2 separate regions of the Homo sapiens genome follow, and region 1 is linked to region 2. Evidence: chromatin loops called from intact Hi-C (ENCODE). Cell type or tissue: dorsolateral prefrontal cortex. All regions are shown on one strand. Links, peaks and the distances in the headings refer to the core of each region. The heading gives the core; the rest is flanking DNA. Region 1 has its middle 14 kb from the start of ATP2C2. Region 2 has its middle 21 kb from the start of WFDC1.

Region 1 (14,843 bases), core at 6,844-14,843, 79 kb after region 2:
TCATGAGGAGCAAACCAGCTAAGGTACAGGAACTGCTTAGAATGGTTCCTAGTGCATAGAAAGCGTTCGTTAAGGCAAAGATGTCCTGTTCTTACCAAAACGGCGATGTCTGTTACCAAAACGGAGATGGCCGGATCGCTAGGCTGCCATAGGACCCCGGGAGTGAGATCACAGCAAGTCACTAGGAGTCTGTTGTGCAAGGGAAGGGCTGGGAGAGAACAGAAGGAGACTGGGGGCTTCTTTTACAGCTTTGGGGAGTGCAGGATTAAAGAGGGGCTCAAAGGGTGCCCTCAACCTGAGGGCTCCAGGCAGAGCAGGCGTCTCCGAGGTGGGGAGGCTGCAGGCGGTGACTTGGCAGGAGGTGGTGAGGACTGAGCTTGGGTTGCCCGGAGCAATGCTCCTGAGATGCCCCACAAGCAACCCCTGGGGACCTGCTTCCCAAAACCCCGGAGAGGACGAGAGGGGGCCCACTAGCTGGAAGAGCTGAGATGCCTCCAGAAGTCTCTAGAATGTTCTGTCCTCCCCAGGCCCAGTGGGGAGACGAGAGACTCAAGCAATTGAGGAGTGTGGGGTTCCCCAGACACCCGGGAAGGCAGAGGGTCAGGAGGTCAGGGCTGGGTTCTGAGCAAACCCCAGTGCCACCGTTGTCCCAGGTTTGATTGTCCCCAAGCCTCAGGAAACCAGTTGTGTACTGTGATTTAAGTAGGACATGGGGCTGGGCACAGTGGCTCATGCCTGGAATCCCAGCACTTTGGGAGGCCAAGGCAGGTGGGTCACCTGCAGTCAGGCATTTTGAGACCAGCCTGGCCAATATGGTGAAACCCTGTCTCTAATTAAAAAAAAAAAAAATAGCCAGGCATGGTGGCACACACCTGTAATCCCAGCTACTCGAGAGGCTGAGGCAGGAGAATCGCTTGACTCCGGGAGGCAGAGGTTGCAGTGAGCCAAGATCGCACCACTGCACTCCAGCCTGGGGAACAGAGCAAGACTCTGTCTCATAATAAAAAATAAATAAATAAAAAGGACATGGGCTCTCAAACTCTGTCTAGCAGAGGGATAGACACCTTGTCTCCTTTATACTCATGCACGAGGGAGACACTGAAACCTCCCCAGTTGTCCATCTTAGCAAAGAAAACTCATAGGCTTTACACCTTGGGAAGGACAGAAATTCCAACTGAATAAGGCAACGAGTTATGAAATGAGACGGCTGATCCAAACGCAGACATTTCAGAGGTTCATGATATGAACTCAGGAGGTTGGTTTGTTTGAGACAAGGTCTCGCTCTGTCTCTCAGGCCGGAGTACAGTGGCATGAGGAAAGCTCACTGCAGCCTCGACCCCCCAGGCTCAGGCGATCCTCCTGCCTCAGCCTGCCAAGTAGTGGGAACTACAGGTGCAATCACCACGCATAGCTAATTTTCTATGTTTTGTAGAGACGGGGGGTCTCGCTGTTTTGCCCAGGATGGTCTCAAATTCCTGGGCTCCAGTGATCCTTCCACCCTGGCTTCCTAGGATTACAGGTGTAAGCCACTGCACTCGGCCAAGATATTTTATTTTAAAAAATTTTTATTTTATATTTATATCAGCTAGCCCTGACCACTGGAAAGGCCTAGAAAAAGTAGTCGCCTCAGTAGCCTAACACACCAATTATGGTCTTGAAATGCCGTTTCTCATTTCAAACACTAAAATTAAAAAGCACGGTGTCTTGGAGAAATAGCTGACTCCAGGACTGGAAAGGTGCCAGCCAGTGTACAAGACAAGGCTGAATTATCTTATTACACCAGATAGCAAAGAATTATGCCAAAGAACTCAGGGCCAATCCGAAGTCATTCCCACCAGCCAAAGCTGTGTGACCATGTGAGCTTCAATATGAATAATATTTGCAATGGATGGAAATGCACCTATGTTTAAACTCACGAGTTCACAAATGTATTTTTAAAACTTGCATATGTACATGTGATTTAAAAAAAGAAAAATAAAAAATATAAAGACTATCTGATCACTTTCAGAGGATGATGAGAAACCAACATGTTATCTTGAAAAGTGGCTAATAAAGGGAAGGAATCCAGCAATTCTTCTGCCTTTCCTGTACCAATCGGTAACAAAATTGCAGATGAAGAAATGCCTCTTTTTATAGAAGTATTCCAATCAATAAATTTAAAAGCAATGGTGGAGTAGTACAGTTTTGCAATCCCCAGTGAGTTAGTGAATCTAGGCTTTGAGCAACGACAAGTACATTACAAAGAGAGACGCTCCCCAGGCATCCTGAGCCTCCTGATGCAGGAGCACAGAACCAAAGCCATCCATCCAGAGGCTGGGCAACCCTCTGGATCCCAATTTGCAGGGAATAGTGAGGACAGAGGGATAGGCAGAACGGCACTGGGAACATGCAACCAGCAAAATCCAGACTGTGGCCAGGCATGGTGGCTCACACCTGTAATCCCAGCACTTTGGGAGGTCAAGGCGGGCGGATCACCTGAGGTTGGAAGTTCGAGACCAGCCTGACCAACATGGAGAAAGCCCATCTCTACTAAAAATACAAAATCAGCCGGGCTTGGTGGCACAGGCCTGGAATCCCAGCTACTTGGGAGGCTGAGGCAAGAGAATCACTTGAACCCAGGAGGCAGAGGTTGTGGTGAGCAGTGATCGCACCACTGCATTCCAGCTGGGCAACAGAGCGAAACTCCGTCTCGAAAAAATAAAAAAAAATCCAGACTATAGGAGTGCACAGGTCAAACGGCCAGGATTCTTCAACAGATAAACTGTAAGCAAGAAAGATGGATCGTGTGTTAGACAGAATAATGGCTCCCAAAAGATGTCCATGTCCTAATCCCCTGAACCTGGGAATGTGTCCGCTGAAGGGTAGAAGGGGCTTCCCAGGTGCGATTGTGTTGAGGATCCTGAGATGGAGAGAGGAGCCTGGATTAGCCAGGTGGGTCCAATGTCATCACAAGGATCCTTATAAGGGTTGTAGGTGGGGAGTGTGTGCGGTTAGAGTCAGAGAGGAGAGGGGATGACAGAAACTGAGTTCAGAAAGATTGGGGGAGGGAGAGAGGGAGGAAGAGAGATTTGAAGATGGAGGAAGGGGCCATGAGCCAAGTATCACAGGCAGCTTCTAGAAGCAGAAAAAGACAAGAAAACAGATCCCACCCCCTTCAAGTTTCCAGAAGGAACACAGCCCTGCTGACACACCTTGCACGTCGACTTTGGCCCAGTAAGACTGTTTTGGATATCTGACCTCTGAAACTGTAAGACAACCAACTTGTGTTGTTTTAAGCCAGTAAATGTGTAATAATCTGTTACAGCAGCAACGGAAACTAAGACAGATGGGAAACCTATAGGCTAAAGACAAGTAACAGACATGGCAAATTCACAAAACGGGCACAACCAAACCAGAGTGTGTAGGCAGGCGAGGAAGGGATGAGCATGTGAATGTCACAGTCAGGAGAATGGCCACATTCGGAGGAGGGTGCAGACTGCGGGGCAGGGACAGGGCCTGCGGGGAGCTCGCAGGGATGGGGGCAAAGTTCCTCTTTGTCCTGGCTGCTGGCTTCTAGGGTTCATTAAGCTGCACCTTTGTTTGGGGTGTTCCCAATGACTGTTTGAGTTTACATTTAACAAGGTAAAAATAGTAACCGTGGCAAGGACAGTTTTAGGGTGTAGAATAGGACCTCTCTCTCTCTCTCTCTGCAGCTGTACAAGCAGCAGCAACATTTTCTTCTGATCTGAGATTTCTTTCAGCAGCAGCAGCAGTAGCACACAAATCAGTGCAGAGAGAAAAGAAAGGCCGGTCTTCAGAGCTCATGACTTACATTCTGCAAAGAGGTGGGCAGAGCAGGCTCACCCTCAAATGGAATATGGGGTGTGCAATATTTTGTAAAAGCCCAGCGTAAAAATGTAAAGCCCAGTGCGGCAGATGAGCCAGGCACCCCCTCCATCCCGCACCCATTCATCTCTCCTTGCAGAAGGCTGCCTCCGGGCCGGTGATGCAGGGGCTTATGCCTATAATCCCTGCACTTTGCGAGGCTGAGGAGGGTGGATCACTTGAGGTCGGGAGTTTCAGACCAGCCTGGCCAACATGGTAAAACCCCATCTTTACTAAAAATACAGAAAATTAGCCAAGAATGGTGGCAGGCGCCTGTAATCCCAGCTACTCGGGAGGGTGAGGCAGGAGAACCACTTGAACCCAGGAGGTGGAGGTTGCAGGGATCCAAGATCACGCCACTGCGCTCCAGCCTGGGCGACAGAGTGAGACTCCATCTCAAAAAAAAAAAAAAAAGAAGTCTGCCTCCTGAGGTCATATGAGACCGGGACACCCTGCCTGAGGGCTGCCTTTCTGGCTGCAGAAGCAGGCCCAGCCCGTGTACCTCATGGCAGACCAGAGGCGGTGCCTGAGAAGCAGCCCTCAACCTGGGAGGGATGGAAGTTGGGGATCAATACCCCAGGCTCCCCACCCCTTGGTAGGGATAACTCTGTGTTCTATACCATCTCACAGACATCCCCTGCAACACTGAGCTCCTATTGCCCATAGTGGTGACGGGCTCAGTGATGCTCCCTCTGTGGGGAGCATAATTCACGCCAGGGTTACCTCCCAAATATACCCGCTTGCATTCAAATCTTCCTCTCAGGATTTGCCTCTGGGGAACCCAAAACAAGGCACTAAAAGTATAATAAGATGGGAGGAGATGGTTAATATATATATGTATATAAATGTATGTGTGTGTATACACATATACATACATATATACACACATACATACATATATACACATATACATACATATGTATACATACACATACATATGCATATATATATGTAGAGACAGGTCTCACTAATCCTCTAAGGTAATCCTCTCACCTTGACCTTTCAAAGTGCTCGGATGAGAGGCATGAGCCACCGCACTCAGCCAGATGATTAATATAGAACACCTAGTCACAGAGAACCTCTGTGGCCTTTACCTGGCTGCTTCTACCGCCACCACCGCCCCACTCCTAGCTCCTCCCACAATATATGGCACCTGATGGGCACTTAGTAACTATTTTGCTGCATGGGCAGGTGGATGGATGAAAGACAGTGACTCCCCTCCCATTAGAGAAGTTGAGAAAGGCCGGGTGCGGTGGCTCATGTCTGCAATCCCACCACTTTGGGAGGCCAAGCCGGGCGGACCACTGAAGGTTAGGAGTTCAAGACCAGCCTGACCAATATGGTGAAACCCCATTTCTACTAAAAATGCAAAAATTAGCCGGGTATGGTGGCATGCACCTGTAGTCCCAGCTACTCAGGAGGCTGAGACAGGAGAATCACTTGAACCTGGGAGGCAGAGGTTGCAGTGGGCTGAGATTGAGCCACAGCACTCCAGCCTGGGTGACAGTGTGAGACTCCGTCTCAAAAAAAAAAAAAAAAAAAAAACAAGAGAAGTTGAGAAAGACAGATCTTTCCTCTCCCTGCCCCTATGTCCTGACAAGGCTGCTGGCCAGGTGAGGGTGGTGGAGCTTCTGGCTTACTGGCCACCCTCACCTCAAGTTCCCTTGTTTCCTTCCCAATTTCCAAACCTGAACCTCTGCCCTTCTCCTCTTCATTATGTGAGGTGCTGATCCTTCCACTAAATTCCCTTTTTTGCTTTGCTTAATAGAGCCAGAGTCAGTTCGGTTGCTTGTAACCAGGCGATTTCCAACTGATACTGCCAGGTGAAGCTCAGCAGGTACGGAATGTTAAATAGAGCATTGAGTGTCCTGACAGCTAAGACACAAGTCCAATGTGGAGAAACTCTATCTACCCAGGGCTTCTTCAGGGCCAGGTAATACTCACGTAGCCTTCATCACCATCTGTAAGGTGTGTGTAACCCTTTTAGAAATAAGAGAGCCCAAGGCTCCAGTACATGGCCCAAAGTCCCAAAGCCTGGAGGAAGATCAGCTGGGGTACAGTTCATCATGAGAGAAGAGAGAAACAGTTTTTATGTTTTTTTGTTGTTTTTTTTTGTTGTTGTTGCTGTTGTTCTATTCAGCCAGATGTGGTGGCTCAGGCCTGTAATCCCAGCACTTTGGGAGGCCAAGGCGGGCAGATCACCTGAGGTCAGGAATTCGAGACCAGTCTGACCATCATGGTGAAACTCTGTCTCTAGTAAAAATACAAAAATTAGCTGGGCGTGGTGGTGCACGCCTGTAGTCCCAGCTACTCAGGAGGCTGAGGCAGGAAAATTGCTTGAACCCAGCAGGCGTAGGTTGCAGTGAGCCAAGATCATGCCACTGCACTCCAGCCTGGGCGACACAGCAAGACTACATCTCAAAAAAAAAAAAAAAAAAAAAAAGTGATATCGTATGATGCTGGCCAGGTCCTGAGAAATAAATGGAATTGTATTTTTAAATGAAAACACATTTATGAAACACTTAAAACATTAACAAAATAAACAAACTAATGCAATAACTTCAGGAGGGTAGAATTTTCACAGGGGAAGTGGTTGTTTTTGGGCATCCCAGTTCAGCATTCGGGTTCAAGGTCGTAAGCAGCCTTAGGCTGGGAGTTTTCGCCTGACCTCATGTATTCTGGGCCCATTCAGTCCTTAGCAGCCCTGAGTGGGGGGCAGTATTCTCCTTCCATTCCAACTTGTGAGAAATGAGGCCGGGCGCGGTGGCTCATGCCTGTAATCCCAGCACTTTGGGAGGCCGAGGCGGGTAGATCACCTGAGGTCAGGAGTTCGAGACCTGCCTGGCCAACATAGTGAAACCCCGTTTCTACTAAAAATACAAAAAGTAGCTGGACATGGTGGTGGGCGCCTGTAATCCCAGCTACTCAGGAAGCTGGGGCACGAGAATTGCTTGAGCCCAGGAGGCGGAGGTTGCAGTGAGCCAAGATTGCGCCGCTGCACTCCAGCCTTGGCGACAAGAGCGAAACTGTCTCAAAAGAAAGAAAAGAAATGAGGCTCAGGGAGTGGCGCAATTTGTCAAGAACTCCCAGAAGTCACAGGTAAAGTAAGCATTGACCCAGAGTGAATTTAGTTTTCTAAATGTCCATGCCTACCCTCTGTTGAAAGGGTTCCCACCCTGTGTTCTCCCTGGCCTGACTTGGCCCCAAGGACCCATGGAGGGGCCTGAAGCTCCTGGGCTCTGGTGAGCAGCTCTCAGTGGCGGGACTCCCACATGGGCACCAAGGACCCCTTCCCCAGGCAGGACCCAGCAGTGCAACCATGGGCACTCACAACCCCCTTCAGTGTCTTTGTGGGGGTTGGAGAAGGGGGCCCCATCTTCTGCCATCAGCATATGCAAATCACAACCGTGTCAGTGGCGCTCCCTAGAGATCCACCAACCTGCCCAAACACACCTGGGCCCTGCTGGATTTATCCAGCACTTCCTTGGAGCCAGGCAATACTTGTGTAGCCTTCATGACCGCCTGTAAGGTACATGTAACTGACCCGTTTTAGAGATGAAAGAGGCCAAGGCTCTGAGGGTAAGATATATGGCTTAAGGTCCCAAAGCATAGAAGGGATCAAACTAGGGCCCTGGAGCTCAGCCCCACACTGAAGCTTTCCCATGGGAGGGTGTGACTCGAGGCCCTTGTCTGAGGACAGGCAGAGGGCCACCTCCAAAGGCGTTGCCTGCAGACCTGGGCCAGGAGCACGCTTGCTGCAATTCCCAGCCCTCATTTCAGCATCAATCAGGAACCCCGAATGTTGTGCAACCACTGCTGCTCTCCTAGGCAGCACGTCTCCAACCCCTTCTCCTGCCAGGACTCTGCTCAATCTTTAGCGCTGGCTCTGAATCACCTCTTTGGAAGCCTTCCTTGAGCCTCACCTACAGGTTGCCTTTGTGTCCCCACTGTGCCTGCACATGGTGTCATCATAACATGTGCCATGTGGTTTTGCTCCTCCTCTGGATTGAGAGCTCTTAGATGGTAGAGACCCTAAGTCATCTCTCTGCTTGACATCTAGCGTGGTGCAGGCAAACAGTAGGTACTCAGTCCATGACTTTTGAGTCAGTGAGTGATCAGAGGGATGAGGTTGAGTCTCCTTCCTAAGTAGGCTGAGAGCTTCCAGGGAGGGACCTGAGAGTCATAATTGCCCTCATCTGTCCTGATCCCCAGTCTTCCTCCATGCCTAGCAGTAGGGGCTGGTCAAAATAAGTTTGTGGTTGGGTGGGTGGATGGATGGGTGGGTGGAGGAGTGGAGGGGAGGGTGGATGGGTGAGTGGGTGGGTGGATGAATGGATGGATGGATGGATGGATGGATGGATGGATGGGTAGGTGGATGGATGAATGGATGGGTGGGTGGGTGGATGGATGGATGGATGGGTGGGTAGGTGGATGGATGAATGGATGGGTGAGTGGGTGGATGGATGGATGGGTGGATGGATGGGTGGATGGGTGGGTGGACGGGTGTGTGGATAGGTGGGTGGGTAGGTGGATGGATGAATGTATGGGTGGGTGGGTGGATGGATGAATGGGTGGATGGATGGGTGGATGGAAGGGTGGATGGATGGGTGGATGAATGGGTGGGTGGATGGGTGGATGAATGGGTGGATGGATGGGTGGATGGGTGGATGAATGAGTGGATGGATGAGTGGATGGGTGAGTGGGTGGATGGATGGATGGGTAGATGGATGGGTGGATGGGTGGGTGGATGCGTGGGTGGATGGATGGGTGGGTAGGTAGTTGGATGAATGGATGGGTGGGTGGGTGGGTGGATGGATGGATGGGTGGATGGATGGGGTGGGTAGGTGGATGGATGAATGGATGGATGGGTGGGTGCACAGGTGGGTGGGTGGGCGGGTGGTCTAGCTGGAGGCAGTGCAGCATGATAGGAGTGCAGGTTCTGGCATCTGACTCCTGGGCATCTGACTCTAGGAACACAGAACCTGGCTTTTCATCTTCTCTTAGCTGTGTGGCTGTGATCAACAGACTCAACCACCATGTGTCTCGGATCGTGTCTCAGGTCAGGTTCCACAGAAGCAGGTCCTGAGACAAAGACTCACATGCTGGTGATTTCCACCCAACCCGCCAAGAGAGTTTTACTCTGTCACCCAGGCTGGAGTACAGTGGCACAGTCACAGCTCACTGTAGCCTGGAATTCCCAGGCTCAGGCAATCCTCCTGTCTTAGCCCCCTGAGTAGCTGGGACCGCAGGAGCACACCACCACACCTGGCTTATTTTAAAATTATTTGTAGAGATGGGCTCTCCCTAGGCTGGTCTCGAACTCCTGGGCTCAAGCGATTCTCCTGCCTCGGCTTCCCAAAGTGCTGGGATTACAGGTGTGAGCCACCATCCCAGGCCACATGCCAGTGATTTATGAAGGAAGTGCCACAACAGAAACTGGCAAGGGAGTGTAGGAACACAGTGCGGATGGGTACAGTTTTAGGCCAAGTCCCAGGCCTGGCCTCACCCCATTGGGAGCTGTGAAGGGCGAGTTATGCCTCTGCCTTGTCCCACCAAAGGCTAGAACCTCCTGCCTCGCACTTGCCGGTTGCCTGGGGGTGAGAACGTTTCCAGGCACTTCTGGTCTTGCGTGTCCAGGCAAAGCAGCCCAGGAGCCCAGACCTGGCCTTCAAAAATCTGTAGGTGCTGGGGGTTATTGAGGAAGCCCCAACACTGAGGGAGGGGGGCACCACACGGGGAAAACGGGTCTGAGGGGATCTGGGTGGGTACCACATTGTTGGCTACAATTTCCCCTTCTGCAAAATGGTGAGCGCAAAATGCTGAGCGCAAGCAAATTGTTACAAGGATGAAGTGAGGGCAAAATCTGAGCACAGGGCCCGGGGGCAGGTCAGCGGTATCGCTGGCTCACACTGGGCTATTCTTATCCTCCCACAAGGTCCTCTGGCTCTCATTAAATATTTGTTGAATGAATTAACCAGCTTTCCTACTGGTTTAACTGGGTTCATGGGACCCGCCCCTGTACCGCCCAAACTGTTGATCAAAAGTCCCTTGGTGTCCAGGCTGGCTGGTAAAAATGACAGCCAGACCCAATGCAAAGAGCCAGCTGCGGCATCCAGTCCCATCACCATGGGAGCTCCCCAGGCTTCCCGGGGTGGGCGCCTGAATGTAGTCATTGTCCCTGGGTTTTGGCTCCCTTCAGGTTCACTGGGGCCAAGGCACTCTGCCGCCTCGGGCCAGGGCTCTCTTGTTCATTCAACACAGTAAACATTCCATTCAAGCCCCTACTATGTACCAGACACACTTCCAGGTGCTGGGAATAAAGCAGGAAAGATAACAGATCTCAGGGAGCTGGCAGTCCAGGGGGGGCACGGGCAAAAAGCAAACAGACCAAGTCAGTGGTAGAAGGGCTTTGGGGGAAAATAAAGCCGAGTAAGGAATGGAGAGAGACAGAGGTGTGTTTACCTTTGTATTTTCAAATAATTACAGATTTCCAGGATGTGGTCCAGGGTACTCTTCACTTGGCTTCTTCCCATGGTTACATCTTACATAACCACAGTGCCAAATCTAAGCCAGGAAACGTGTGCAGCTACAATGTGAGCACAGCAGTCCCTTGGTATCCACGGCGATTGGTTCCAGGACCCTGTCTCCCAGGACAGCAAAATCCCAGGGTGCTCAAGTCCCCCAGTCAGCCCTCCCAGTATCCGCAGGCTCCTCAGAAACCTCAGACGGAGGGAGGGCCACTGTGTGTGGTTTCTGAGTCATTTTTTCACTGTATAGATTCATGCAGCCACCCGTACAGCTAGGGAAGAGAACGATTCCATCACGCCTAGGTCCGCCTTGCACAACCTTTGTGGTGACATCCACACCACCCCTAACCCCAGCATCCACTCATGTGTTCTCCTTGTCTATAATCTTGTCATTTCAAGCATGGTATGAAGGAGAATCACACGGTATGTGACCTTTTGAGATCTGAATATATTCTTCACCGGATTCCCCAGGTCTGTGTGTTCTCTCTCCCCCTCCCTTTTCCTCTCCTCTTCCCTCTCCTTTACCCTGAAAATCTTCAGGGTGCATTTTCAGAAAAAAAACAGGGACATTCTCTTACATAACTAGAGTCCAGTGATCAAAATCAGGAAGTTCACACCAGACAATACAATTCTCTACAGACCTTATCCAAATTCACCAAATGTCCCACTGATGTCCTTTACAGCAAAAGAGAAAGACCTTTTTTCCCCCAATCCAGGATCTGACCCAAAACTGCAAGTTGCATTTGATTACCATCAGGGAGCTCTTTAGTCTCCTTTTTTATTTATTTATTTTTTGAAATGGAGTCTTGCTCTTGTTGCCCAGGCTGGAGTGCAATGGCACAATCTTGGCTCACCACAACCTCCACCTCCCAAGTTCAAGCGATTCTCCTGCCTCAGCCTCCCGAGTAGCTGGTATTACAGGCAGGCGCCACCACACCCGGCTAATTTTGTATTTTTAGTAGAGATGAGGTTTCTCCATGTTGGTCAGGCTGGTCTCGAACTCCCTACCTCAGATGATCCACCCGCCTCAAAGGGCTCCCAAAGTGCTGCGATTACAGGCATGAGCCACCGCGCCTGGCCTTATTTTATTTTATTTTTCGAGACGGAGTCTCACTCTGTCACCCAGGCTGGACTGCAGTGGCATGATCTTGGCTCACTGCAACCTCTGCCTCCCAGGTTTAAGCTATTCTCCTGCCTCAGCCTCCTGAATAGCTGGGATTACAGGCACCTGCCACCACGCCTGGCTATATTTTTGTATTTTTAGTAGAGATGGGGTTTCATCATGTTGTCCAGGCTGGTCTTGAACTCCTGACCTCAAGTGATTCACCTGCCTTGGCCTCCCAAAGTGCTGGGATTACAGGTGTGAGCCACCACACCTGGCCTTTAGTCTCCTTTAATCTGGAACATTCCACAGCCTTCCCTTGACTTTCCTAGCATGGTTATTTTTGAAGAATCCAAGCCAGTCAAACTCCAGAACGTCCTGCACCTCGGTGTGATGCACGTCTTGCTGAGATTCAGGCTCAGCCTCTGCAGGAATGCCCCAGACGCGGCACCGTGTCCTCCTTTGCGAATCATATTGGGGGCACATGATGTGTCTCATCCCATTCCTGGTGATGATCATGTTGATCCCCTGGCAAGGTTGGTGTGTGCCAGGTTTCTCCACTGTAAAGTGACTGTTTTCCCTTTGCAATGAATAAGTCTCTGGTAGGGACATACTTTGAGAGCTTCAAATATCCTGTTTCTCATTAAACTTTGACCTGCTTTGTTTTCAGAGCTTTTAATTGAAGCGAAACTTAGACCTAGAGAAAAGTACACACACTGCAAGTTCCGCTCAATGGGTGATTACAAAGGGAACACAGTGGCAGGGCAGTAGGAGGGTGCGCTTTATGTGGGGTGCTCAGGGAAGGCCTCCCTGAACGGAGGGTAGCAGGGAAGAGCTGGGGGCAGAGCGTGTGTGGCAAAGGGGCATGGGAAGTACCAAGGCCTGGAGGCAGCATTCAGCTCAGCTCGTTTGACGACCAGGAGACCAGGGTTGGGGCAGGAGGAGGGGAGTTGACAGATGGGGCCTCTTGGGGCCAGAATAAGAAATCTAATTGTATTACAAGGGTGATGGCAAGGTCTTCACTCGGGTTCTCCACGTTCCCGGGGTCCCCCAAGGTAACCCCAGGAAACAGTTGTGGAGGAGTGGTGAAGGGAGGCATCTCACTTCACAGGGGGTGCAGAAGCTGGGGCGTCTACCCATCCCCTGGGGTCAGTCATGGGGGAATGCCGGGAAGTGAAGCGGGGAGTTAACATGGCCTTATTTCTGGCCCAGGTGCCAAAATAAAATCCCTCAAGCAGAGAGCCTCAGGTGTTTGCAGTAAGCAGACCTTGTTGAGGGTGAGTGGAGAGGGGCTATGAGCAGCAGCTTCTGCTACAGCAAGTTATGCGGGGCTTGAAATGGGGAGGTATGTGCTCTGACGTTCACTTTTACCACCTCTCTGTGTTACTGAGAATCGACTGTGGGAGGGGAGGCTACCACCACCCTGTGCCCTTGCTTGGAGGGGATCCCAAGCCCCTCTGAATTCCTCAACAGGCAACTGAGTCTGGGGAACAGGCTACACCGGACGAGGAGAAAGGAAGATCCGGCCCCAGACCCCCTGTGCACTCTGCCCCTCCTGCATTTCTAAGAGCTGCTTTCCTGAGAACTGACCTCACCCCTTCAGGCACAACCTCACTTGGGAAGCCCACGGTTCTAGGAACTTGCAAAGAGAGAAACTGCGAACTTTGAATTCTATTGTATCCAAAAGCCAACGAAAATCATAGATTTAACTTCCGATCAGGCTTCCCAGTTAAAAATATTCATTCATTTTCCATTCAACAAGTATGTCTTCAGAACCTATTTTAAAATAGATTTGTATGGAGACACAATCCAAACAAAATTCACCATTTAAAAGCGTGATTCCGTGGTTTTAGTATATTCGCAAGGTCATGCAAACCCTCCCTCTAATTCCAGAACATTGCCATCACCCAAAGAAGAAACACCAGCAGCTCCCAATGCCCCCTCCCCGCAACCGCTGACGACCACTCATCGGCTTCCTGTCTGTGTGCAGTTGCCTGTTCTGGGCAGGTCACCTGAGTGGCGTCACACAGGATGTGGTTTTTGTGACTGGTTTCTTTGACGTGGATCATGTTTTCCAAGCCCATCCAACCTGTCGTGTGGATGAGTGTCTCATTCCTTTCTATGGCTGAACCATGTCCCATCCTCTGGGCATGCCACGTGCTGTTCACCTGCTCTCTGTTGGTGGACGTTAGCGCTGTTTGCATTCAGCGCCCTCTTTTAAACTCGTAACTGTGATAAAGTTGCCATCACTTTGGGGAAACCGTGGGTGCAGTGGGGCTCCCCGCTGCAGGAGATCTCACTTGGTCCAGGGATCAGAAGGGGCCTCTCTGGAGAAGCGACAACTCAGTTACAACCTCAAGGATGCGCAGGAGCCGGCAGGGTGAGATTTAGGGGTGCTGGGGCCTCTGGGGCATGTTCCAGACAGAGGGAAGAGGTCAGGCAGAGGCTGGCAGGGAGAGAGCACATACCTGGGGCCTAGAGAAGGAAGGAAGTTTCGAATGGCAGAAGTGGAGAGATGGAGAGAGAGTCAGGCATCAGGGCTACAGGGCCCTGGTGTGGCCTATGAAGGAGTCTGGATTTTAAACCAAGGGGATGACCTCATCTCTTGTGAGTTTCAAGATGCCAGGACAGCCACAGTAAAACTGGGACCATCTTGGCCAAATCAGGGTGGTTACCTCCGTGAGTGACCGTGGCAGGCACAAACTGGTGAGTTTAAACATGGAAGGCCCTGGGCCTCTTTGCTTTGGATCGCAGTTCTCTTGACTCTGAGTGACAGGCCTGGATGCTTTTGAATTTTTGAAAGGAGAGTAAGTTTGGAAAGGGAGTCACATTTCCAACTGTGTGACATTCTGGAAAAGGCAAAACTTATAGAGACAGTAAAAAGATCAGCGGTTGTCAGGGGTCCAGGGAAGTGGGGGATGAATTAATGGCACTCAGAGGGTTTTTAGGCCAGTGAAACTAATCTCCATGACACTGCCATGGTGGACCCGTGTCATTATGTCATTTATACATTTGTCATAACCCACAGAATGTACGACTCCAGGAGTGAGCTCTACTGTAAACAATGGACCGGCCGCACGCGGTAGCTCATGCCTGTAATCCCAGCACCTTGGGAGGCCGAGGTGGCTGGATCACGTGAGGCCAGGAGTTCAAGACCAGCCTGGCCAACATGGCGAAACCCTGTCTCTATTAAAAATACAAAAAAATTAGCTAGATGTGGTGATGCACATCTGTAATCCCAGCTACTCAGGAGGCTGAGGCAGGAGGATCACTTGAACCCAGGAGGCAAGGTTACAGTGAGCCGAGATCGTGTCACTGCACTGCGGCCTGGGCAACAGAGCAAGACTCTG
Region 2 (16,233 bases), core at 8,234-16,233:
TTCTGTCCTCCTGCCACAAATTCACACAGAACATGGAGGGCACATGGTCCTGGCATGGAGGAGGGAGTTGATTATAATGGGTGTCAGTTCTGCAGGATTTCTGTTTAGAGGCGAGTTTCCTATGTGTTTATTTCTTATGTGCTCTGCTAATATTTCTTGTCCAGTGGTTTATTAAGCAAAGTGTACCAGATGCTCCCAGGATTATCTCGCCCTCTGTCCTCATGGCTCTGACAGCCTCTGGCTTTAATCAGCTTCCTGACTGCAGCAGGCCCAAGAGATTCCATGACCCCATTGAGCCAATTCTCTCTTCTTCCACAGTAATATAACATTAGCTGTCCACCTCCCAACCCCCAGAATAAAGACTACATTTCCCAGCCTCCCTTGCAACTAGGTGTGACCATGTGACCACATTGTGGCCAATGGGATGTTAGTGGAAGGTCATGGTGGTGGCATCTGGGGATCTTACTGGCTGGCAGGCAAGTGCCCTCTGCCCCTCCCCTCTCCACAGTGTCTGTAGCTGTCCCCTTGGACCCAGAGGACGAGTTCAAACGTTAGAGAAGTGGAGCCGAACTGCCATCTAGCCCCAAACTGCTAATGTTTGTCCATTTGTGTCCAAGTAAACCAAACGACTGTCCAGTTTAGGTCACTTATTTTAGGGTCACCATTCCTTGCAGGCAACCCCAATCCTAACTGAGGAACCAGGCAGTGACAGTGACTAACTGTACGTCAGGTTCTCTCTCTAAACTTGTTAACCCTCGAAACAATCCTATAAAGCAGGGCTCTCCTGCTCAGATGGATTTGCCGCCCAGGGGACAGCAGGCAATGCCTCGAGATGTGTGGATCATCCTGACTGGGGAGGAGGTTCCACTGATAGCCAGAGGGTAGAAGCTGGGATGCTGCTATACATTCTATGATGTTTGAACAGCACCCACAACAAAGAATAATCTGTTTTCTCAGGTCCACAGTAGTGAGGTTGAAAAGCTCTGTTGTATTGTTTTGTTTAAAACTAAGAAAATTAGTTTGATCTTACAAAAGGCTGAAGTCACTTGCCTGTGATGACAAGACTTGTAGGTGGCAGATTGGGATTGAGACCCAGGCAGTCTTTGTCTAGAGGTGAGGGTTGATGTGCACCAGGAGGCAAGGCATGGGTTGCCTTCAGTATCTCCCCAACATTCTGCATGCTCTCACCTCATCCAGAGGAGTCTGACAGCTTCGGGAGGTCCTGACTCTGCCATTCCCTGGATGATTGACCTTGAGCTGGTCACATTCCCTCTTGGAGCCACAGTTTCTTCTGCTCTACAAATGGAGGGGGTGAGGAAGCCACATCCCTGTTGAGAGTATTGGTGGGCCCAGTGCAGCGCCTCTACAGTATGACATTCACTGGGCCATAGGTCTCAGAGCCCCCTGCTGTCCAGGGTTAACCCTTTGGTTGTCAGACCATAGGCAGTCAGGGGCGAGGGCGCAGGGAAGCTGGGCACTTGGGATGCAGTGGGAGAGGCTGTTTGCTAATTGGTATGGAAGGGTGCTTTCACCTGTTTGGGCTACATGGCCATTCTGGTACACATCAGCCACGTGTCAGCATGGGCAGAGAGAAGTAGAAATTGCTGAGGTCAGGGAGGGAACCTGGCCTCATTTGGAAGAAGGAATCTGAAGAGCCAGTCTCTCCTTCAGCGTTCAATGTGTCCAGCTCACTTTGGGTTTAAATAAGTTAAAACACATCCACAATTAAGATGAACTGTCTACAGAGATGAAGGGTGAGAGGTGACGCCTGCTGGGCATGACCCACCTTAGACCTGGAGATTTGCTAGAAGACTCTCCTCCCATGGCTCTGTGGAAGGTGCATTGTCATTTGCCCCTATTCTCCAGATGAGGAAACTGAGGCCCAGAGAGACTTAATATCACTGTCAGGATTCTGCAGCTGGTAGGTGAACTCAGGAGTTAATTTACAACCACCCATTAGAAGGCACGTGGGTGGGGTTTAGGGGCCTGAGGCCATCCCAGATTTGTGCCGTTAGGCAACTCCTAACACCCAGAAAACAACAACAACAACAACAAAACCTGGACAAGGACCTAGCCTCAGTGTGCATTTGGCTCGCCAAGGTCACTCATCTGGCCTCGGCACACAAATTGCTCCAGGGCAGAGGCAGACACCTGGCATTTCTATTTCCTGCCACCTTCTTCACCTTGACCCCAGGAGACCCGCCTGCCTTATCTGTACTCCCTGGCTGGCGCCCTGTGTCAGCACCATCCCTGGGGTCTTTGTGCCCCCAGCCCCGTCCCTCGCCACTCCAACGTGTCAGGCAGGGTTAAGCCACCCCCGGATTATGGAGGTGCTAATGATTTGATATCTCAGCCAGGGATTTAACTGATCTCCTAGCTCAGCTGGAAAAATTCCCTCCCTCAAATAGCTGTTTTATCTTTTAGCTCCTGCCGCCACTTTAATCACACTAAGTCCTCATCAGATGCCACAAATGAGAGATTTAAAAAAAAAAAAAAAGGTAAGAAATTGGGACCAGGCTGGGTTTTCTCTCTGGACTCTTTGGAACACGGTTGCATATTATCACCCTCCGAATCGTCAGCTTTCACCTGGAGATTAAAGGGAGTCCCTCAAGACCACTTGAAATGAACAGTGTGGCACACAGCAGCTTAATCTCCTCAGTGTCATGAAATCTGGGTTTTATGGGGCATCGCGCCCTCCAGCCTCCCATTTTCCTTCTCGGGCCATCAGTCCCCTTCGCTAAAATGGTGCTCTGGGAAAATTCATGCCTCCACAAAGTGGCTAATGGACCGTGAAGCCATTTCAAAACGTAACTAGAATGCCACGTGTGCAAACATTAACCTTCTGCATTAGGACACCACTGACTCGATTCAGGGCTTTACAGGTTCCAGGAGCTTGTAAAGTGAATGCTTCTGTTTTTACTTCTAATATAAGCTTCACTTTAGTAAAACTGGAAACTTTTTAACTTTTAATATAAATTATAAATATGTATATATATTTTTACCTTTATCACAAACTTGACCTTAATAAAATTGAAAAACCAGAAGATAACACAATATAACTAATATGTGATTCAAAGAGTTTCTAGAGGCTGGGTGCGATGGCTCATGCCTGTAATCCCAGCATTTTGGGAGGCTGAGGCGGGTGGATCTCCTGAGGTCAGGAGTTTGAGACTAGCCTGGCCAACATGGCTACTACTAAAGATATAAAAATTAGCCAGGCGTGGTGGCACATGCCTGTAATCCCAGCTACTTAGGAGGCTGAGGCACGAGAATCACTTGAACCCGGGAGGCAGGGGCTGCAGTGAGCCAAGATCATACCACTGCACTCCAGCCTGGGTGACAGAGCAATACTCTGTCTCAAAAAAAAAAAAAAAAGTTTCTAAAGGCCGGGAGTAGTGGCTCACGCGTGTAATCCCAGCACTTTGAGAGGCCAAGGTGGGTAGATCCCTTGAGGTCAGGAGTTTGAGAGCAGCCCTGTCAATAATGTGAAACCCTGTCCCTACTAAAAATGCAAAAATTAGCTGGTATGCTACCATGCCTGGCTAATTTTTGTATTTTTTGTAGAGATGAGGGTTTCACCATGTTGCCCAGGCTGGTCTCGAACTCCTGACTCAAGCAATCCACCGGCCTTGAAGTTATACACCCTCTACATGTATATGTATGTTATACTTTCATTTAAAAAAATTCTTGAAGTCACCACACTGCACCTGGTCAGTGTTAGACTGCGCCCTGTTGTGTTATACTCACCTGTCTTGTACATTTCTGTCTGGCCTCACCCCACAGGCACGCACATCTGTGACTTCTGGAATAGATGATCTTGAGAGCATTCCCTAACTGGAATATCCTTTGTTTCTTGTTTCTGCTGCCTGAGAACAGGTCCGGGTCAAATCATTCACGACTGTAGCCCACATAGTGGAGATGCATTTTACAGCCATTTGTTTAAGTGGGTCAGGTCCCTTCTGTGCCCAAGCCATAGTCCACGCAGGATGGTGTACACACATCTGGACGGAGTCACTTCTCTGGTCTCCTTCACCTGTCCCCAGGACTCCAGGGCCAGCTGCTCCGGGTGAGTGGAAGACATCAGCCTGCCCCACCCCCATGTTCCCCAGCCAGCAGGACCAGGGAGCAACACCAGATGGGCTGCAGACACAGAAGGATGAGACTGGGAGGCGCAGACAGTTGTGTCTCTGGACAGTGTGGGGATGCAAGCGTGGTGTGGACTTGGGGCGCAGTTGATGACGTGGGGAAAGTCAAAAGGAACGATTGTCCTCTTGGCTGGTCCAGAGTTAAAAAACTGGCAGCCAACGATTGACCATCTTCTTTTGTGAGGTACTTTTATTTAATCCTCACGAGAAATCTGGTACCTAGGAATCACCTTCCCTACTTTTCAGATGGGGAAACTAAGGCTGAAAGATGAACCAAGCATAACAATGATTTGTGATAGTCTCACGATCCTGTGGGTTGGCTGGGGCTCAGCTGGGTCGTCTGCTGGTGTCACCTGGGCCCAGCCACACAGCTGGGAGTTTGTCAGCAACTCCACTGGGTCTGGAACGTCCAGGGTGGCCTCGCCCATGAGGCGTCTCCACAGAGCATCTCATGGTTTAGTAGTCCTGGACTTCCTCACAGCATGGCGGCCGGGGTCTGAGAGAGGAGATGAGAGCTGCTGTCTTCTAAGGCCTGGGCTCCCTGAATTCTATTGCTCAAGGCAAGTCACAAGGCCAGACCAAGGAGAGGAGAGAAGAGCACCGATTCTTGGTGTCCGGACTGGCAGGCGCATACAGGATTAGGAGGAATTTTCGGTGGCCCTATTTGGAGACAATCTTCGAGGCAGGCGATTATGATGCAGAAGTTAGATGCTATGATCAGAGCACCAGCCGTGTGAGAGCTCAGAGGGGGAGGCAGCAAACCTTGCCTGGTAGTGGAGAGCTTTCTTGAGGAAGTGTGGACTCATCTGGGGTGTCTCTAGAGTGTAGTGGTAAGAGGAGGACTCTGGAGTCAGACTGCCTGGGTTCAAATCTCTATTTCAATTGCCAAGCACTTGGGCCAGTTACTGGAGCTCTCTGCCTCAGTTTCCTCATCTGTACAATGGGCATAACAATAAATCCTACTTCGCAGATCATAAGGATCCAATGGCATTTGCCTGTGAAACATTTAGCACTGTGTCTAGCACATGGTAAGTTCTCAGATGTTCACTGTTGTTGCCATTATTACTGTTAATGATGGTGATGATGATGTTGATGAGGAAGATGAGGATTGTCCAGGCTGAGAGGGATAGGGAAGAGTGTTCTGAGCACAGGGAACAGTCTCTGCTCAAGCCAGGAGCTGAGAGAACCTGTTGCTTGGAAGGAATGGAAAGGAAGCCCATCTAGTAGAAGGGCAGAGTTTGGAGAATGGTTGTCACAGTCTCGAAAGGTAGGTTAGGGACCGGGTTAATGCCCCATTGCTAGCCACAGTGGAAGGGCTTGGAGAGAGCAAGGGTGGGGATGGGGCAGCCAGCATGGAAGTGAGAGAGAAGAGGGCTGGGACTTGTTGGTGGCAGAGAGAGTGGGGTAGCTTGGGAGAGCATGAGAGCTACAGGAGAAGCTCAGCATTTGATGGGGGTGGGGGTGAAGGCAGGATCCTGGATTCCTCCTGGGTTTCAGGTCTAGGGGATGGAGTAGATCCTTCAGGAACATGGACAATACAGAAGGACCAGCTTTGGGCTGGAGATTGGGAAGATGTTGTGTTTGAGGGACCAGCGGGTCTTCCATGAGGGGACAATTGAGACAAGAATGAAGGCCATTCCTTAGATGGAACAAAGAAGAGCAGTGTTCTGGGTCAACAGAACAGCATACGTGTATGCCTGGAGGCTAGGGGGGTAGGATCTGTTCTTACAATAGAGACGGATGTCATGTGGTGGCAGCACATGGGATTTGTGTGAGGAGCTGGAGAGGGATGAAGGATGAAGCTGGTGAGTCAGGCTGGTGCCAGGGTATAAAGGACCTTGAGCGCCCTGGAATCTGTACCAGTCCTGTGAGCCAGAGATTGCCCCCTGAGACTTTTAAGAGTTTTAAAAAGGGAAGTGATGTGAGTGAGTCTTTTTTTCTTTTATTTATTTATTTTTTTGGAAGGGGACCAGAGCACAGAGGGGCCCCACTGGTGATGGGAGAATTTAGTGCTAATGCTTTGAACCGGGATTACCAAGCCCTCGTGATCAAGCAGCTAAGTCAATAGCTGTGTGTGGGGCCAGACATCAGGTGGGGAGTTTATTAAATATAGATATTTGCTGATAAGATAAGATGATTACAGAATCTGGTTCTGAGGATTAGAGGTGCAAACAGCCTGTTGACTTCTGTCACTTGGTAACAAAAGTCTGTCAGGAAGGCATAGAGCAACCTCTTTAAAAACAGATGGAAAATATTGATCCAGCTCAGTCTGGTAGCCACATTTTGAGGAATTTTACATCTATCCTTCCTTCCATCCATTTACTTCCATTTCTTTCCATATATCCTCCATTCTGTCACCTTCTATTCTATCCCCTCATCATCTATCTTTCCTTCCATCCATGTATTTCCACCCACCTATCCTTTGATCTACCCATTTTCTCTTTCATTCATTCAACCTTCCATCCTTCCATCTAACCATCCTCCCATCATTCATCCATCCACTCATTCTTCCATTTGTCCATTATTCTATTGATTCATCTTCCATCTTTTTTAATCAACCTATACATTCATTCACCATCCATTTATTCTTCCATTATTCTATCCTTCTATCATTCCATCAATCCAACTTTCTATCCTTCACCACCCATCCTTTAATCCATCCAAACATCCTTCTATCTGCCTATTCTTTATCTACCCACCAATCCATCCATCCATCCATCCATCCATCCATCCGTCCACCCATCTTCTCATTTTACTCATCCTGCTGACAACCTGTTTTGCCATCCATTAACCCTTTAATCCATTAATCAATTTTCCTTCCATCCACCAGTTTTCCATCTATCCATCCTTCCATCCAACCATCTACCCATGGTTCCATATTTCTTTCCATAGCTCCATCCTTCCATCCATTTTTCTATCCACACATCCTTTTATCTTCCCATCCATTCACCAGTCTTCCATCCATCCATCATCCATCTGATATTTGAATACCTACTCTATTGCATGTTCAGCTCTAGGCACTGAGGAATCACTAGTGTACAAGGTAGGCGGGGTCTCTACTCTCTTGAAGCTGACCTTGAGCAGGAGACAGGCAATAAACAAATCAGACAGGAAGATACAAGAGTGACAAGTGGCTGCGGAGAAAATCATAATAGGGCAATGAGAGTGACAGGGTCACCCTACCATTAACTAGGACAATGGGGAAGGCCTCTCTCTCTCTCCAAAGAGGTGACATTTAAGCTGAAACTTCAATGATAGGAGGACAGGTATGCACACATTTTTTTAAAATAGGGGAAGACAGCGTTCTAGATGGAGCATTTACTTCATACAGCAAGTGAAAGGACTTGGTCCAGGCATGAGTTTGGTGTGTTTGAGGGACACAAAGAAGGTGATTGGGGCTGGGAAGGGGGATTGTGGGGAAGAGTGGCGAGGAGTGAATTAGAGGATGGAGTCAGATTTTGAGCCTTGTACATCAAGGTGAGACAAGCAAACTCAGACCCTCTTGCCCTCCTCCTTTTTTTTTTTTTTTTTTTTTTTTGAGACAGAGTCTTGCTCTGTTGCCCAGGCTGGAGTGCAGTGGTGCGATCTTGGCTAGCTGCAAGCTCCGCCTCCCGGGTTCACGCTATTCTCCTGCCTCAGCCTCACGAGTAGCTAGGATTACAGGCACCCACCACCATGCCCAGCTAATTTTTGTACTTTTAGTAGAGACAGGGTTTTGCCATGTTGCCCAGGCTGTTGTTGAACTCCTGACCTCAGGTGATCCACCCGCCTCGGCCTCCCAAAGTGCTGGGATTACAGGCATGAGCCGCCATGCCTGGCCATTGCCCTCCTTCTTATAAGGACCTTGGTCATGACATTGGGCCCACCTGGATCACGCGGGATCATCTTCTCGCCTCAAGATCTTTGACTTAATCACATCTGCAAAGTCCACACTTGCGCATCTGCCATGTAAGCTAACCACAGTAGCAAGATGGACCCAGCCTCTGGAAATAAGGATGGGGACATCTTTGGGGGTCATTCCTCTGCCCATCGCAGCCTGGGTACTATCCCATGAGACTGGATTCCTGCAGCAGCCCCTGACCCCTGCCAGCCCTCCTGGCTTCCACTGCTGAGCCCACCTTCCCATTCGTCACCCAGTTTTCAGAGTTGCCTTTCTGGAAAATAAATGTGATCAATTTCTGGCTTAAATTCCTTCGACGGCTTCCCCTTGGCCACAGAATCAAGTTCTAGCTCTTTAGCACGTGCCTGAGCACAGGGTTCAAGCCCTTGCTTGATTTTTTGCTACGTCTGTGACCCTGAAGAAGTGATTTAAACCCCTCAAGTCTCAGTTTCTCTAGTAGGCGCTCTGAGGCCAGAGGCCCCTTCAGGACTGAAGGCCTCAGCCCCTCAGCTACTGGGAGTGCTGCTGGCAGCCGCGGGCGCTCGGCCACCAGCCTGCTTCAGAAAATCCCTTGACTGGCATTGTGGATTGACATGTGTCCCCCAAGAAAAATATGCTGATTTCTGACCCCCAGAACCAAAGAATGTGACCCTGTTGGGACATAGATTTGTTGCAGATGTAATTTGTTAAATTAAGATGTGGTCGTACTGGAGCGGGGTGGTGTCCTCATAAGAAGCTAGTGTGTGAAGCCAGACACTTGGGGGAAATGCTGCGTGTAGGCGGATGTGGAGATCTGAGGGATGTGTCCACGAGCCCAGGAACACCAAGGGTGGCTGGCTGTCCCCAGAGCCAGAAGAAGGTCCTTCCTCAGAGCCCACAGAGGGAACCAACCCTGCAGATGCCTTGATTTCCTATGTCTGGACTCCAGAGTGATGAAAGAATACATTTCTGTTGTTTAAAGCCATTTGTTCTGTGATACCTGGTTATGACAGTCCCAGGAAGGAAACGTGGGAAGAGGCTCATAAATTTCATGCCACCCTCTCCAAAAGTGGCCTGTATCCCATGACTGGCCAGTGTGGGGAGGTAGGTGGCTGGGTGTAAGGCCCAGCCCCCTCGCCCAACCCCAGGGCACCCCAGAAGGCTCTTCCAGCTTCAGAACCCACCAGGAGGTTGGCTGAGGCTCTCCTTGAGACTATGTCCCAGCCAACTTCTTCCCTGGGCTCCTACTCCCTTTCCACGGATGTGGCCCCAAGAGCATAACCTGATAAACCTCCTGCCTGCAGATCTCGAACCCAATCTGGAAATACTCTTTCCAGGGAATAGACGAAAGCTGCCCCGTCTCCATTTCTTCATTTGCAAAAAGGAACTAATGAAGGAGGCTGCATTACAGAGCTGTCCGTCCACTGTGAGGGTCAACAGGACCATGTATAAGACACCACAAGATCAATTGCTCTGTGTTCCACAGCTGGTCTGTTAGCACAGGGCGTGGGGCAAAGCTCCGGTAATTCTTGGCTTACTGGTCTCCTTCCCCCTACAGCATGAACCCCTTAAGGTCAGCAACTATGTCTTCTTTTATTCATTCAATTCACTCATTCATTCCATTTCACCTCCTCCCATTCATTCATCCCATTCATTCACTATATCTCGTGATTCATGCAGTTCTGTGGTATTTATTCACTCTAGGCCATGCCTCTGATTTTATCATTCTATTCATTTATGACAGTCCGTTTCACTCCATTTTATCCACCTCATTCCTTTTCATTTCCTTCATTCTCTGTATTCTGCTTATTCAGGTATTTATTCCACTCTACTTTGTTATTGAATGAAAGCCACATATTCCATTCTATGTGCCCACGGTGTGCCAGGCACCGGGGCTTAGTTCTAGACTGTTGTGAGGTTGCATCCACTGGCTTTTAGGGCAGAAGGTAGCACCTGGTTTACCTGCTCAAGTGTGTGTGTATGTGTGTGTGTGTGCATGGGTGTGTTGGGCACATGCATGTTGCTTTCCCAGGACAGGGAGGGGCTGTGCAGGCCCATGCTCACTGTTTCTTGGTTTCTTCTGCTTTAGGGAAAGCTGTGTGTTGCTGAGGCCGCAACTTGGGTATGAACCTAGGTCAAGATACCTAGTACCCACAGGGGTCAGATTCTAGTCCTTGGCCTCTCTGAAGCTAAATAAATGTGATTAATTGAACTGACTCAAAACAAATGGTTTTGCAAAATCTTGGAAAACAGTTCCATTCCTTTTGGTAGGTCAAATACTTCTCCTGTAATCCCATTTCAATGCTAGAGAGTTACTTTATCATGTTATATATGTGAGCTGTCATTTATAGAAAAATGGGAGAGCAGACGCAAGTAAAAAAGGGAGGATTCCTGATGTCACCCCCTAGAAATAACCAAATGCTAATGTATTAATGTGTATTTCTTCACATTTTCCAATGGACGTATATACATTAAAATATGTGTTTTTTGCTGGTGGCTCATGCCTGTAATCCCAACACTTTGGGAGGCTGAGGCGGGGGGATCACCTGAGGTCAGAAGTTAGAGACCAGCCTGGCTAACATGGTGAAACCCCGTCTCTGCTAAAAATACAAAAAATTAGCCGGGCGTGGTGGTGTGCGCCTGTAATCCCAGCTACTCGGGAGGCTGAGGCAGGAGAATCCCTTGAACCCGGGAGGCGGAGGTTGCTGTGAGCCGAGATTGCGCCATTGCACTCCAGCTTGGGCAACAAGAGCGAAACTCCATCCCCCCCAAAACAAAACAAACAAACAAACAAAAACATGTTTTTTGCAAAAACTGAAATATATAATACATTATGTTGTATAATTCATTTTTATCACTTAGCAATACATTACGAGCATTTTTCCAAGTCAATAATTATGTACCATTTCAATAGGGGCATAGAATTCCATTGCCTAAATCTATATAATTCCATAACCAATTCCTTAAGATTGAACATTTGCCCCCCCCCACCCCCACCCCCATGTTTTATGATCATAAGCTACATCCCCGATGGGCATCTGTGAATGTCATCTTCTTCTGTAGTTGTCTTTATTGTTATTTCGCTTAGCCAGTTAGGTGGAGATGACAGATTAAACTCAAACCAGCTCTGTTCAAATCATGACAAATTTCATTTTATAAAGGGAGGAGATTAACCAGGCCAGTTAGCTTGGAACTAGGCAATGTTATATACTCTGTAGTTTAAATAACTCACTTCTTCCCTTAGTAGCATCTGGATGCTTCCAGCAGGGGGCGCTGTGAGCCAGAGCCTCGTCAGGCGCGGACGCTCTCAGATGCCTAATTCCGTGGTGGGTTGCAGTCCCCTACCTGGGGCCCTAGCTGTCTCACTGTCTGTTGGCAACTCCAGTTCTTTCTTTATTTCCTTATTATTATTATTTTTGAGACAGAGTCTGGCTCTGTCGCCCAGGCTAAAGTGCCATGGTGTAATCTCACCTCACTGCAGCCTCAACCTCCTGGGCTCAAGCAATCCTCCCACCTCAGCCTCCTGAGTAGCCGCAATTACAGGCATGTGCCACCATGCCCCGCTAATTTTTTAAATTTACAGTAGAGATGGGGTTTCCCTATGTTGCCAGGCTGGTCTTGAACTCCTGGGCTCAAGCGATCTGCCTGCCTTGGCCTCCCAAAGTGCTGGGATTATAGGCATGAACCACCGCGCCTGGCTTCTTTCTTTCTTTTCGCTTTCTCTCTCTCTCTTCTCTTTTTCTTTCTATTAATTCAATTATGCTCACTTACATCTACCCTGGACCAGTTCTCTCAGATTCTGCTAAATACACTTATCAAGGTAGCAAAAGCTAGAGTACTATTGTGGCAATTATCCTAATACCTTTTAAAAGTTTCACCATTTTAAAGTTTTTAGCATTTAAGATTTTCCTTTGAAACCTCCTTTCATTTAGGGAGTACAGTGTTAGCCAAACTAATGATATACAGGTGGCTGTCCTGTGGCCATGAGAGGTGTGGATATACCAAACAGAAACATGTCCACTGTTCGGGAAAGATGTTGGTTCTGGTAATGCCTCTTAGTATTGGGCTCTGTTAATTTTATAGATCTTAATTCTTTTCTGCTCCCCTGACTTAGAGACATGATTTGCTTAAAATGCAGGTAACAAACATCAGAGTCGATAGGAGCTTGCCTTGTGGGAAGGACTGATGTGATTTGTGGATGGAGATGATAGTGATGAATTTCCTAGTTTTCACTGGGCTGTTTTTCTTTTCACGGGTAGTCATTTTTGATTTGCGCAGCGCTCCTGTGCGGCAGGCGTGGTTATTATCCCATTTGATGGGGAGGGAACTGAGGCTCCGAGAACTCACACACTTGCCTCAAGGTTCATTTCTGGGAAGCAGCAGGGCTGTGGCTTGAACACAGGGCCGTGCACCTCAGGGTCTTTGCACCTGCCATGCCCCCTGCCTGGATATGCCTTTACTTCTCTCTGCAAGAGAATTCCTTTCCATCCTTCCAGTCTTGACTAGGACGTCAGCTGCTCTGGGAGGGCCTCTCTGGCCTCCACCCTACGCAAGCCGTTCTCATCGCTCGCCACTCTGTTTCATTTTCTTCATAGCACTCACCACTGTGCGGGATTATCTTGTTCATTCATTTCTTTCTTGTTTACCGTGTGACATCCCCACCCCCCAGCAGAATGCAAACTAGTGCATTCTAGTGCATCCCTAGTGCAAGGGAGCAGCGACCTTGTCTCTGACCTCTCTGAGTCTCAGTACCCAGCACATGGCAGATGCCCAGTAACTATTTACTTAATAAATGAATGGAAAATTTCCGCCATCACTTTTGAATCTATCAGCTTTTGATCCAGTTGGGATGGAAAGGAAGAAGAAAGGCAGAGAGGAAATAAAGATGGTAACCTTTTTGATGCGGGAGGGCATGTATTTTGCAGTGAATACACGTGCTGGTCCTGAGTCTGCTGTCGCTTCTTCCCTTCCCCCACTCCTGCTCTGCAGGACATCACAAGGGACTGCCTCTTGCAAGCAGCGTGTCCCTGGCTCTCCTTCTGTCACTAGGCTCAGCCAATAGGCAGCATTGTGGGGAGTCTGAAGGGGAGGAAGAGGGAAGCCAGGGCATTTCTCCCCATCTCTCTGGACAGGTCTCTCCTTGGACGGGGTTTCTACCAGTGGCCATGCACCCTCCGTGGCCCCAGCTTTACTGGGCAGGCTACTGTGATTCCAGCTTCCTCCTGCAGCCCTAGATCCTGGGTGGTAGAAATGCCCCCTCCTCTGTTTGTTGCTCGCCCTGCAGATGGGGCAGTGCTTCTTGCCATTCATCTCTGGGTTGCCTGGTCATCTCTTATGTGGTTTCTTGGCCCTTCTGTTCCTTGTATAGCCAATTCTCTGCATTAATCTCCTCTGTTTTCAATATCCAAGATTGTTTCCATTTTCCCACTGATTAATAAAAAACCTGTGCCTTTGTTATTAGAAAAATGAAAATATAGGCCAGATGCAGTGGCTCATACCCATAATCCCAGCACTTTGGGAGGCCAAGGGGGGCAGATCACCTGAGGTCAGGAGTTCAAGGCCAGCCTGGCCAACACAGTGAAACCCTGTCTCTCCTAAAAGTACAAAAATTAGCCAGGCATGGTGGTGGGAGCCTGTAGTCCCAGCTACTCAGAAGGCTGAGGCAGGAGAATCGCTTGAACGTGGGAGGCGGAGGTTGCAGTGGGCTGAGATTGTGCCACTGCACTCTAAGCTGGGTGACAGAGCAAGACTCCATCTCAAAAATAAATAGATAAAATAAAAAATAAGCGTTAGAGAAACCATGGGAGGCCTGTTCTTGAGGAAAGGGAAAGGCTGAGCAGGCGCGTGGGCCTGAGCGGGGGCTGTTGCCTTTCCCACAGGCCTGCTGTGTGTGAGCCCCACATGCCCGGCCAGGCAGCGGCTGGGAGCTTGAGTTCTGGATTTATGCGCCCATCACGCTGTGATTTATTATAGGACAGCTTGTTTTTGCAAGCGATAGATTTATTTGCACCAGGCGCTGCATAATAAGGATCAAGGACTCTTTCTTTCTCTCTTTTTAAACTCCTGCCATGCTAACGTGTTCCCCAAGGTCCCTGCCAGGATGGTCATCGGAGAGCTCAGTGTGCTCTACTGTCCCATGGATCACTCCAAGCTGTCACTGACCTCCAGGAAGGAAGAACGAAGGGTTCCATGCGGCGTCTCCATGCAGGTCGTGACAGTGGGGCCCGTGGTTGAATGGCATCCAGTTGAGTTCCTGATCTCTCTTGGGTGGGCTCCTGGCTCTGGATGGCTGCGGATCATCAGGCAGGTCAGTGTCCTGAGCTCTTAGGTAACAAGGGATATTCCCAGGAAAAGGTGGCTCAGCTCAAGCTGAGGCTTCCCTTCCCTGCCAGGGCAGCTCTGTCACTGTTCTCCGGAAAGCAGGTTGGCCAGGTGCATAAGTGGAACTGGGTTCACATCCCAGTCCCACCAGGTGGAATCGGGCAGTGTCTTCACCTCTCAGCCTTGGTTTCCTCTTCTGTTAAGTGGGGTCACAATAGTAATCGGCACCTCAAAGGGCTGGTAAGAGGACTAAGGAGAGACCTACACACAGGGTAGGGCACACAGTAGTTGCTCATGAAATATGAGTCACTCCACTCCCTTTTCCCTTCTGCTTTCACAGCTGCTCATCAGTCTGGCTGGATGAGAACGTGATGTGTATCAGTCAGGATGTAGTTGGTGGTCAGCAAAAGCTCAACTCAACTAGCTTAACCCTAAAGAAGATTAGTTTGTCCCATGTAACAAGAAGTCCAGAGGTAGGCTGGCTCCGAGATTGACTAAATTCAACAGCTCAGCGATATCACCAGGGACTCAGGATCGTCCCCCACCCCGCCCGTCCCCCCACTGCCAAACGCCATCATGTCAGTGTTGGCCTCACCCTCTGATTGGCCTTCCTCACAGTCACAGAGTGGCTGTTGCAGATCTGGGCATCGTATCCCTGCTGGGTAAAGTCCAGACGTGCACCTGAACCATCACTTTCCTGCATCTCTGAGGTATGAGGACCACTTTCCCAGAAGCCCCTAACCTGACTTCCCTCCCACCTCATTGGTCCAAATCAGATGACAGACTGATGCCTGAACCAATCACCAATAAAAGGGGGAAGGAATACCTGGTTGGCTCTTGGGCAATCAGCCACCATCACCACTAAGGAGGGGCTTGCTTTGAAACTCTGCTGTCACTGCCCTTCAATTTCTCCTCTCATCTCTGGATCCAGCAAGAGCCGTTCTGCCCCTCAAGACCCTCATGAGTTTAGAGTCCAGCAGGGATTAGAGCCAGGGGCAGGTGTCATGGAAATTCCTTCCACCATGGCCTCCACTTACTTGACTGGCCGGCTTCCTCTCTTCTGTGGGTTTAGAAGTCACCCGCTGGACACCGCTCCTTCCCGCCCAGTCTTAAGGGGGTTGTCCAATTCCCTAACGTGCCTAAAGTCACTTTCCCAGGCTTTCTTAGGCTTTTGTGTCCTTACAGCATCGGTCTTCATGATCTTTGCCTTCTGACTGATGGCCCCCTTCATGACGGAGGGAACCCGCTGACATTTTGCCCAGGTCCCCTCGCCTACCAGGACCCCTACCCGTCATCACCAGGGCCCGCCATGGGGCATCCCCAGAAACACAGGTGGAGCTGGTGTGTAGGAAGGTGGGAAGCAGTTACTTTCCTGGAAAGTTGGTGTACTCTGGGAAGAGCTTGTGAAATTGCAAGCTCACCTCCTGGGAGACGCATCAGCAGAGGGGGATGGCCTGACGTCCAGCTTTTCTAGACTTACAGTTGGTTATTTGTTAATGACATTCCTGGCAAGTGACAGCTTTGAATGGTTCTGCCTGGATCAGCTTTTATGAAGCCAACACCAACATCTTCCTGGATCGTCTGACTTTGACCTGCCGCAGAGGACCCTGAGCCCCCACCCAGCCCACCACAGCGGGGTGGGGGGATGAGCGATGGACTGACAAAGCAATGACATTGGGGGGCTGGAGCTCACTTTTCTTGCCCTGACCTGGGGTGTGGGGTGTGGGGCGTGGAGTCCTCAAATCGGTTTCTTCTAGCAGGTCCTTTTTTTTTTCTACCTTATTTTTTCATGGAAGTAAAACTCAAAAAGTTAATCAGTGTAGGTTGGGCGCCGTGGCTCCCACCTGTAATCCCAGCACTTTGGTAAGCCAAGGCGGGCGGATCACTTGAGGCCAGGAGTTTGAGACC

Evidence for each region. Hi-C counts contacts between places; a loop is a spot of excess contacts. Peaks named below come from ENCODE experiments on the same cell type or tissue, not always from the same donor. Only the 100,000 strongest peaks of a DNase experiment are listed, where the experiment ranks them.
Region 1: a loop joins it to region 2, with 4 times the contacts of the local background. A loop is called at or near these places in 3 of 110 quality-filtered maps.

What each region holds. Positions count from the first base shown.
Region 1 is chr16:84,346,850-84,361,692 of GRCh38, forward strand. No RefSeq gene overlaps it. Among named protein-coding and RNA genes, the nearest start is that of ATP2C2, 14 kb to the right of the region's middle. RefSeq lists an enhancer at 13,157-14,356. In dorsolateral prefrontal cortex, for the core only: no CTCF peak of the experiment used is centred there; DNase peaks (open chromatin) are centred at 10,002 and 10,592; H3K4me3 peaks cover 598 bases; H3K27ac peaks cover 2,361 bases.
Region 2 is chr16:84,266,152-84,282,384 of GRCh38, forward strand. No RefSeq gene overlaps it. Among named protein-coding and RNA genes, the nearest start is that of WFDC1, 21 kb to the right of the region's middle. In dorsolateral prefrontal cortex, for the core only: CTCF peaks have their summits at 11,277 (motif pointing right), 11,490 and 13,266; DNase peaks (open chromatin) are centred at 11,290 and 13,020; H3K27ac peaks cover 842 bases; H3K27me3 peaks cover 514 bases.